2 separate regions of the Homo sapiens genome follow, and region 2 is linked to region 1. Evidence: read pairs that join two places in POLR2A ChIA-PET (ENCODE). Cell type or tissue: CD4-positive, alpha-beta T cell. All regions are shown on one strand. Links, peaks and the distances in the headings refer to the core of each region. The heading gives the core; the rest is flanking DNA.

What was found. Peaks named below come from ENCODE experiments on the same cell type or tissue, not always from the same donor. Only the 100,000 strongest peaks of a DNase experiment are listed, where the experiment ranks them.
Region 2: POLR2A ChIA-PET joins it to region 1 with 7 read pairs; 7 of 35 experiments call an interaction of 5 or more read pairs at or near these places.

What each region holds. Positions count from the first base shown.
Region 1 is chr5:76,406,912-76,412,293 of GRCh38, forward strand. All of the region lies in intron 1 of IQGAP2 (IQ motif containing GTPase activating protein 2), which reads left to right. Among named protein-coding and RNA genes, the nearest start is that of IQGAP2, 6.3 kb to the left of the region's middle. In CD4-positive, alpha-beta T cell, for the core only: no CTCF peak of the experiment used is centred there; a DNase peak (open chromatin) is centred at 2,110.
Region 2 is chr5:76,506,387-76,511,768 of GRCh38, forward strand. The region is part of intron 2 of IQGAP2 (IQ motif containing GTPase activating protein 2); the gene reads left to right. It also overlaps the pseudogene SRXN1P1. Among named protein-coding and RNA genes, the nearest start is that of IQGAP2, 110 kb to the left of the region's middle. In CD4-positive, alpha-beta T cell, for the core only: no CTCF peak of the experiment used is centred there; no DNase peak of the experiment used is centred there.

The DNA of each region.
Region 1 (5,382 bases), core at 84-5,083:
GTGCAACCTAAGTCCAGCATGTTGTGGGGGCGGGGAAGGGGAAGTTGAGAAAGATTCTGGTTGAGCATTATTATTATTTTTTTTTTAGGCAGTATCTTGCTCTCTCACCCAGGCTGGAGTGCAGTGGTGCAATCATGGCTCACTGCAGCCTCAAACCTCCCAGCCTCAAGCTGTCCTCCCACCTCACCCTCCTGAGTAGCTGGTACTACAGGCACACATCACCACACCTAGCTAATTTTTGTATTTTTTTGTAGAGATGGGTTTTCACCATGTTGCCCAGGCTGAGCTCAAGCAGTCCTCCCTCCTCAGCTTCCCAAAGTGCTGGGATTACAGGTGTGAGTCACCACACCTGGCCTGATACTGTGAGCTTTTGGGTACTACTCTCTGCTCTTATCTGAATAGTGAAGTTACTAAGTTAGTTACCTGGAAACTGGAGTTTTGGGGTGGTCAGTGCAACTAAACTCTTATCCATCTACGATGACCAATCTGAGATGAAATTTAAGTTCTGAAGTAGTTAAACGCAGTTGTGTAAAAGGTGATTGAATAAGTCGGTATTTAGCATAGCTCAGCTGTAACATCCTATCAGTGCTTTCGTTTGAACCATAGAAAGGTATACGCAGCCTTATCTTGAGATACTGTCTTCAGTAGACAAAAAGTCAAGCTGCTCCCTCATATGCTGGTGTTTTGGTTGAGCTTTTCAAAAGGATCTTTAAGGTCAACAGCTAAAGTGTTATTTTAGTATGGTTTTAACTTTAATTACACATGCTGTTAGCCAGAATGACTTGTTTGGGAGAGTTTAAGCTTGTAATACCGAGTTTGTTTTAGAATTTAGTGTTATTTGGGGTGTTAACTCCTTTTTCTCTAGGGAACCAATGACTTACTATTGCCATCTACCCTCTTACTACACAAGCTTTTTAACAGCCCCTTCTATTTAAAAGGCTGGGCATGGTGGCTCACACCTGTAATCCCAGGACTTTGGGAAGCCAAGGCGGGTGGATCACATGAGGTCACGAGTTTGAGACTAGCCTAGCCAGCATAGTGAAACCTTGTCTCTACTAAAAATACAAAAATTAGCCTGGTGTGGTAGTGCATGCCTGTAATCCCAGCTACTTGGGAGGCTGAGGCAGGAGAATCCCAAATAGGGGAATCCCAAGCAGGGGAATCGCTTGAACCCGGGAGGCAGAGGTTGCAATAAGCCGAGATCACGCCACTGCGTTCCAGCCTGGGCGAAAGAGCGAGACTCTGTCTCAAAAAAAACAAAACCTAGTATACAAACAGATCTAATGCTTACCATGTCTTCATGGTAACCAAAAGAGAAACAAAGGCTACTCAACGTCTGATTTGATAGGGTCAGGTAAGTCCTACAGGGCAGGCAGTTTAATATGGGATATGGAACAAAGGTTTGTGAACATACCAAGGGCTAGGTGCTTTTCATGTGTTACTGTTATCATCGGCTCATTATGGCCTTTGAGAGGGCCAGTGGTTTTCCATTTCACAAAGAAGCTGAAACCCCTAGTACTATGTCAAGGCCACCCTGCTAGCTGGTGGCAGAGGAACTTGAAAGCAGCACTGTCAGATCCTGGAGCCTTTCCTCATTGACTGTTGCAACTTTGCTGCCCCTGAATCATAAATGTTCACCCCTTCTGTGTCTTTAAGTAGTTTGTCATGATTCTCTCAAGATGTAGAAACCTCTAGCTATTTATGCTGGATGTGGTGGTATACACCTGTAGTTACAGCTACTTGGGAGGCTGAGGCAGGAGGATCAAGATTTCCAGGCTGTAGTGTGCAATGATTACAACTATGAATAGCCACAGCTCTCCAGCCTGGGCAACATAGTAAGATCTGCCTGCCCCCCACCCAACCCAATCTCTCTTATTTATTTATTTATTTATTTATTTTGAGATGGAGTTCCACTATGTCACCCAGGCTGAAGTACAGTGGTGAGATCTGGGCTCACTGCAACCTCCACCTCCTGGGTTAAAGTGATTCTCCCATCTCAGCCTCCCAAGTAGCTGGGACTACAGGAATGCACCACCACACCCAGCTAATTTTTGTATGTTTTAGTAGAGGTGGGGTTTCCCCGTGTGGTCAGGCTGGTCTCGAACTTCCTACCTCAAGTGATCCGCCCGGCTCAGCCTCCCAAAGTGCTAGGATTACAGGTGTGAGCCACCACGCCCAGTGAGACCCCATCTCTAAAACAAACAAACAAAAAACAACAACACAAAAAAACCTGTGGCCATTGGATAGTGTGCTCATTTATAAATAGATGCATAAAGTTGATTTTGCTGCTGAATTTTTTCCTCCCAAGAAACAGCATAGAATACATGGGCTTTTTTTTTTTTTTTTTTTTTTTGAGACAGAGTCTTGCTCTGTCACCCAGGCTAGAGTGCAGTGACATGATCTCAGCTCACTGCAACCTCTGCTTCCCGGGTTCAAGCAATTCTCATGCCTCACCCTCCTGAGTAGCTGGGATTATAGTCATGTACCACCATGCCTGGCTAATTTTTGTATTTTTGGTAGAGATGGGGTTTCATCATGTCGGCCAGGCTGGTCTCGAACTCCTGAGCTCAAATGATCTGCCTTCCTCAGCCTCCCAAATTGCTGGTATTACAGGCATGAGCCACCATGCCCAGCCTTACATGGGCTTTTCATAGAATACATCCAAGCTTCATCAAAAGATTTTGTGTATACTTAGAAACATCCCATCTCTTACTGTGAGGTGCTGAAGTGAAAGGCTTTTCCATAATAATATAGTGATGTGCCCCAGTGATTGCTAATAGGATAATTTGTAAAACATGCTTTATTACATACACTGCCCATACCTTAAAGTCTGGGATTGTTGAGAAATGAAATAGAAACTTTAGTAGTGAAGCCGACCTGTGAGCTGATACTTTGTCACCTTACTGCTCTATTTTATTTTTCTCTCTTGAGATGCAGTGTGGTGCTGATAAAATGGCAGAAGCTTTGGAGTTGAATAGATGTGGGTTTGAATTCTGACTTCCATTGCCTGCCTCAGTAGCCTTGGGGTTTTCTCCTGTACCTTGAGAGGTGTGTGGAAATGATATATCTATAGAGGTGGCTGATGTGGTTCCTGGCACATAGTGCTAAACAAGTTGTAATGGTTTCAATTAATTGAGCACCTAATACTAGCAAAGTATCGTGATGAATGAAACACCGCTTAGCTGCTGACAGCTTACCAGAGAATCTGGGTGACAAGTAAAAATGCTTATACTTTTAGTGCCCTTCCAAGTTCTGTGGAAGAGAAGATATGAGAAGGATGGATTTGGATGGCGGCAATGGGAGGGCTTCATGAAAGTTGTGAATTTGAAATGACCTTGAGGAAGGTCAGAGGAAAACCTGAAAGGCGTGCTAGTATATTTGTACTGTGGAATCTTCTATTTATATAGGCAATAAAGGACAATTGGAGCTGTCCTGAGGAGAGTCACCTGATGCAACCCCTTACTGATGTACCTTCTTGTTCTTTGAGATGGTTTAAAAAAAGAAACACCCCAAACTTTTCATTAGAGACATGGGTGAGTGGCCCAGTGAAGTGAGTGACAGGGGAGGCAGGTGTGGCAAGACAGCGATGTGAGCATTTGGTGCCCTGTCTGCTGGCTGCTTAGCGGCCTCTTCACTGTGCTTCTGGGTTTGGCTGTCTTTTGGATGAACAGCTTTGCCAGAGGGTTTTGCCGAGGATAGGTGAATTCAATGAGAACAGGTAAGAAAATGAGTTGTACTTAGAGCAGGACAAGGATATTGACAACTGAATTCTCTAGGGGGTAGGGTTTCTCTCACCTCATTTTTCTTCATTCTCTCCATTAATTGTGGCAATGTTTACCTTTCAGATTTCACTGATTTACGGTCCTGCAATGTCCAGCATCCCAGTTTTATTGAAGAATGACTTAGACTGTGTTTCCAATTCATTGGCAATTGCCTGAGGAACTTTCATTTAGACTTTTTGTGGGATTTTACTAAGCTCTAATTGGACCTTCCTTTAATTTTATAATCGTGTATTGTGTATGACTTCTTCTTGCCAAGGTGCCTAAGAGGAGCTGACAGCTGTTTATTTAGTATATGCAGTGGTTTTCAAAGAGCAGTCTCTGGAGCAGCAGCAGCAGTAACAGCAGCGGAGCATCTCCTGAGAGCTTGTTGGAAAGGCAGATGCCCAGGCCCCACTCAGACCTGCCAAATCAGAAAGCCTGTGACGGGGTCTGCAGTCTGAGTTTTAATAGGCCCTCCAGGTGATTCTGATGCGCTAGAGCATCAGAAAGGTAAAGAGGCATTTCTGATATATAGTTACTCTTCACAGTGCTTGCAGGTTTTTGTCAAGTAAGTGAAAACACATGGGTATGTTATGGAACGCTTTATTTACAGTATCTCTTGGATGTTTGATTTGTAAACCACATGCTAACCAGGCCTTGATTACTTTACAGGTTCATGTTTATTTTATAGAATTAATTCTGCTATGACTTTAAGTTTGCTTTTCTTTCTTCTGGGAAACAAATGTGATTTGGAAGGTGCTGTAGTTTGAATGTATTCCCCAAAGTTCGTGTGTTGGAACGTAGTCCCCCATGCAGTAGTGTTGGGAGGTGGAGCCTAATGAGTGGTGATTAGGCCACCAGAGTTCTGCCCTCCTGAATGGGTTAATGTTATTGTGAGAGTGAGTTTGGTAAAAGGATGAGTTCAGCCTCCTTTTCTCTCTCTTTCACCCATGCGATGCCTTTTGCCATGTTACGGTGCAGTAAGAAGGCCCTCACCAGTTGCAGGCCCCTCAACCTTGGACATCCTAGCCTCCAGAACTGTGCGGAAACAAATTTCTGTTCATCATAAATGACCCAGTCTCAGGTATTCTGTTATAGCAGCACAAAACAGACTAAAACAAATGGAAAAGTTTAAAATCTCCACTGACTAGAGATAAAGCAAGGTTAGCTTCCCAGGGATTTCAGCTGGAAGTGAGGCTTATAGGAGCCATTGGGAAGGCTGAGTGAACGGGGAACCTTTTTGTGTAAGAAAGGGAACTCTAAGCCTGGAAATTCTGAGCTTCTAATCCCTGGGGGTGGCACATGGGGGGCTGGACAGTAAGAATTGATAGATGTCCTCCTTCTCCATTTTTTTTCTCTCCAGGACACCTTACAGTGTTATTCATTTATTCGTTTATTCATTCACAATTTTTAGAACTGTTGAATATGTTAGCAGAGATATTATTTGATAGACATAAGTGCACCCAGGTCATTCCCAAATTGCAGGGAAACTACCAATCTGTTTAATTTACTTTTGATAAAAGATAGGAGGACATTTTTATTGTTTATTGCTTGGGATCTCCCAAAAAGAAGATTTCTAATTGGTTGTTCTTTCTCTATTACTACTAAATCTCTGAAGGAA
Region 2 (5,382 bases), core at 223-5,222, 100 kb after region 1:
CTACTATCTTTTTCCCTGAAAGCAGTGGCATGAACTTATCTCAAAGTTTGGAAGTTAATGGGAAAAATATTGACCAATAGGCACAAATCTATGCATCTTATTTGGATTTGACATAACAGTTAAGACAACTGGACTCCAAAATAGACAGTAACAGTGATCTCCAGAATCAAAAGTGAAAAGGAAATATTAGAGCATCTACTTTTCTAACTTATTGTCTCAAGAATTTCTTTTTTGCTTTATACAAAAATGTACATAATATTCTGGAACTAACAAGTGATTATAGCAAGATTGCAATGTAAAGATGAATACATAAGTAAATCACATTCCTATATATTAGCAATGAACAAGTAGAATTTGAAATGAAAACACAACACACTTACATCAACACCCCCAAAAATGAAATACTCAGGTATAAGTCTAACAAAACATGTACAAGATCTATGTGAGGAAAACTGCAAAACTCTGAAAGAAATAAAAGAGGAACTATAAATGCATGAAGAGATATTTCATGTTCACAGATAGGAACCCTCCATGTTGTCAAGATACCAGTTCTTCCCAACTTGATCTATAGGTCCAAAGCAGTGCCAATCAAAATCCCAGCAAATAACTCTGGATATTGACAAACTGACTCTAAAGTTTATAGATAGAGGCAAAGACCCCGAATAGCCAATACAATATTGAAGGAGAAGAACAAAGTTGGAGAACTGTTGCTATCTAACTTTAAGACTTATTATAAATCTACAGCAATCAAGACAGTGTGGTATTGGTGAAAGAACAGACAAATAGATCAATGGAACAGAATAGGGATCTCAGAAATAGACCTACTTAAATATAGTCAACTGATCTTTGACAAAGGAGCAAAGGTGTGATACAAGGCAGAAAAGATAATTTTTTTCAACGAATGGTGCTGAAACAACTGGAATCCACATGCACAAAAATGAACCCAGACACAGACCTTACAACCTTCACAAAAATTAACATAAAATGAACAAGACCTGAATGTAAAACACAAAACTCTAAAACTCCTAGATATTTATTGTACATGTTTTGTTAGATTTATAATAGAAAATCTATTATACATGACTGTAGGTTTGGCATTGACGTTATGTACAATACCAAAGACATGATCTGTGAAAGAAAGAATCGATAAACTGGACTTAAATTAAAATTAAAAATTTCCGTTCTGTGAAAGGCCATGTCAAGAGAATGAAAAGACAGGCCACAGACTGAGAGAAAATATTTGCAAAAAAGATATATCTGATAAAAGACTGTTTTTCAAAATATACAAATAATTCTTAAAACTAAACAATAAGAAAACAATCTGATTAAAAATTGGGCCAATGGGCCAGGCACGGTGGCTCACGCCTGTAATTCCAGCACTTTGGGAGGCTGAGGCAGGCGGATCATAAGGTCAGGAGTTCAAGATCAACCTGACCAACATGGTGAAACCCATCTCTACTAAAGATACAAAAATTAGCTGGGCGTGGTGACACGCGCCTGTAGTCCTAGCTACTCAGGAAGCTGAAGCAGAAGAATTGCTCGAACCTGGGAGGTTGCAGTGAGCCAAGATCGCGCCACTGCACCCCAGCCTGGGTGATAGAGCGTGAGACTCCTTCTCAAAAAAAAAAAAAAAAAAAAAAATGGGCCAAAGATATGAACAGGGGCTGGGTGCAGTGGCTCACACCTGTAATCCCAGCACTTTGGGAGGCTGAGGCAGGTGGATCACTTGAGGTCAGGAGTTCAAGAGCAGCCTGGGCAACATGGCAAAACCCCATCTCAACTAAAAAAAATACAAAAATTAGCTGGGCATGGTGGCACATGACTATAATCCCAGCTACTCGGGAGGCTGAGGCATGAGAATTGCTGGAACCCAGGAGAGCCGAGATCTCGCCACTGCACTCCAGCCTGGGTGACAGAGCCAGACTCCCATCTAAAAAAATAAAAAAGATATGAATGGATACCTCACCAAAGAAGATATACAGATATACAGATGGCAAATAAGTATATGAAAAGATGCTCAATATCATATGCCATTAGGGAATTACAAATTAAAACAGCAATGAGATATCACTATATACGTCTTAGAATGGCCTTTATGATGGGCTGGTACAGAGGGTGGCTTCCAGAACCCCTCTGAAAACCAAAGATCAAGTATTAGAATTTAATAAAGATCAGACCCGGTTTGGTGGCTCACCCCCATAATCCCAGCACTTTGGGAGGCGGAGGCAAGAGAATTGCTTGAGCCCAGGTGTTTGAAACCAGCCTGGGCAACATAGTGAGACCCTGTCTCTGGTTTTTTTTTTGTTTTGTTTTGTTTTTTTTTTTTTAAAGATCACGTGAGAGGCATACAAATTCATAGGAAAAAATACGAAATGGACAAAGAACAGGAGTAGCCAATTCACAAAAAAGTAAAACTAAAAGCTTCCAGCATGCTCAGTTCCACAAAATGACAAAACCATGCGGTCCCTTTTTTCTACCTGTTAATTTAGTAAAAGCACAAATGCAAGCATGCATACAGCCCCTACATGTACCCTCTGTTTTAAGTATCCTGATCCTCTCGGGGAAATAGGTGTACCATGTACCATGCTGATGACAGTGTGCTCTGGGGGAGCCTTTTTGGTAAACAGTTTGGCTGTATATATATGTGTGTGTGTGTGTGTGTGTGTGTGTGTATGTATGTATGTGTGTGCATGCTTGCGTGTGTGTGTATATATATATTTCATACTTTAATGTCTGTCTTTAAACTCTGCTTAAGAAAACCATCTCAAGTGCAGTAAATGCCACATGTTTATCATGACACCACTTAGTATAGTGAAGAATGGGAAATCTTAATCTAGCCAGCCAATGGGAGTGTTAGGCAGACTTCACAAATGATGTGTAGAAAGACTGAATAGTAACACTGAACAATGTTTATGATCGTATTGTTGAGTGAGAAAAGCAAGACTCAATTGTACCTTATAAACTCTCTCTTTTATAGTACTTGCCAATTTGTTTTTTGTTTGCAATTCCTTGTCCTTTTTTTTTTTTTGAGACAGAGTCTCACTCTGTTGCCCAGGCTGGAGTGTAGTGGTGCAGTCTCGGCTCACTGCAAGCTCCGCCTCCCGGTTTCACGCCATTCTTCTGCCTCAGCCTCCCGAGTAGACTACAGGTGCCTGCCACCATGCCCGGCTAATTTTTTTTTGTATTTTTAGTAGAGATGGGGTTTCACCATGTTAGCCAGGATGGCCTCAATCTCTTGACCTCGTGATCCTCCTGCCTTGGCCTCCCAAAGTGCTGGGATTACAGGTGTGAGCCACTGTGCCCAGATTCCTTGTCCTTTTTAAACTGTCTTTATGTCTAGACTTGGGAGTATCCTGAGGGCAGAGATGGGTCATAGGACAGAACATGAGAAAAGTATCCGTAGTACTTTTACCCTTAGTAGATAGTCACCCTCCTGGACCTAAGGGTGTACCTGTGGGCAGAATGAATAATAAAACTTTCTTCCCACCCAACATTTCCTAAGAGCTGCTAATAGTTTTCCATATCTTAAAATTATGGGAAACAATATTTAGAGAGCTCCTTTTCACACTGAATAGATTTAAATGATTAATTTTCTTTCTTTTTTTTTTTTTTTTGTTTGTTTTTTAGTTTTTTGAGATAGTCTCACTCTGTCACCCAGGCTGGAGTACAGCAGCTCAATCTCAGCTCACTGTGAACTCCGCCTCCTGGATTCAAGTTATTCTCCTGCCTCGGCCTCCTGAGTAGCTGGGATTACAGGCACCCGCCACCATGCCCGGCTAATTTTTGTATTTTTGGTAGAGATGGAGTTTTGCCATGTTGGCCAGGCTGGTCTCGAACTCCTGACCTCAGATGATCCACCCGCCTCAGCCTCCCAAAATGCTGGAATTATAGGCATGAGCTACTGTGCCTGGTCTTAATTTTTATTTTTAACCTTGTTGAATGTTATTGGATCATTAAGAAGGTTTTCCAATATAGTATTAGCAACTGCAATAAAGATGTGTCTTTCTTGGGGGATGCAGTGATGACGGTGCAGGGCCCATACAGGCAGGGGTGGCGCCTGAGGGTCCCGGGCCAGGCAGCAGCACACAGGTGGCAGGATCCACTCAGGCTGCATCTCCCGTGGTGCTCATCTGGCTGCTGCCATCTGTGCTGGACCCCGCCAAGGTATAGAGTCTCATGGACACGATCTGGAAGGACCCAGACAGTGTGCCATCGATGTCCTCTAGATCAGAGGGGCCCAGGGAGGTGACTACTTCTACTCCTTTGGGGACTGCCACCGCTAAACAGCCTAGCAGCAGCTGCAGCCAGACTGCCAAGCTTGTCCATTTCACCCTCTCGGACCTAAGGGTGTACCTGGGGGCACCCACACCAGACTTGCAGTAACCACCTCCTTGGCACCTGCCCCCACCTCCAAGAGCCCAGAAGACACACCTGGCCTCCAGCAGGCTGGGCCTTCCAGAAGGGATAGCAGGGATGCATTCTCTTTGCACCTGTGGGGAGGGTCTCACTCTGGGCACCCCTCTCACCAGCTGCAAGGCCTTGGACTCATGCTGAACAGTGTGGGAGCCTCAGTTCCAACATCTATGACAGTTGGATCATGGCCTTACCCATGAAGCATTATTGAGAGAATGAAAGGAGAACAGAGATGGGCTTGCAGAGCCACATGCTGCTGGCTCCACATTCCCAGGAACAAGGATCCTACTGCATTTTTGTCTTTATATAACCCTATTATATGGACTACATTCTGCCATAAGGAAAGGAAAACCTTGGTTGCGATGGTTTAAACAAACAAGTTTGTTTTTCCACATAGCATGAATTCCAGAGATGGGTGGCTAATGGTATTGGTTCAACAGCTGTGTGATGGTAGGGGTCACATCTCCGAGATCCTTTTGCCTTGCCCTCATTTGCTTGTTACTTCATGGTCACAAGATGGCTGCCATGTCTCCAAGAATCATGTCTGTGATCAAGGACAAAAGGAGTGGGGGAAGAAGAAGGGCCAAGCTCGCTGGACCTGTCAACTTCTATCAAAAAGTAAAACTTCTGTCAGAAACCTGTTTCCTGCTCTCTCCTCCTGCAGATTTTCACTTAGGTGCCCTTGGCCTGAGCTAGCTACCACTGCACCTGTAGCTGTGAAGAAAGTTAAGACAGTAGGGAACAGAGTTGTATTGGTTGAGTAGACCAGTCATGTTCCATCTACTGAGACTGGCACACTGCCTCCTGAAATAAAACTGGAATCCCATTTAAACAAAAAAAGGAAGTGTCTTTCTTAAATGAGTTTTTTTTTGTTTTGTTTTGTTTTGTTTTTTTTTTTTGAGACGGAGTCTCGCTCTGTCGCCCAGGCTGGAGTGCAGTGGCGCGATCTCGGCTCACTGCAAGCTCTGC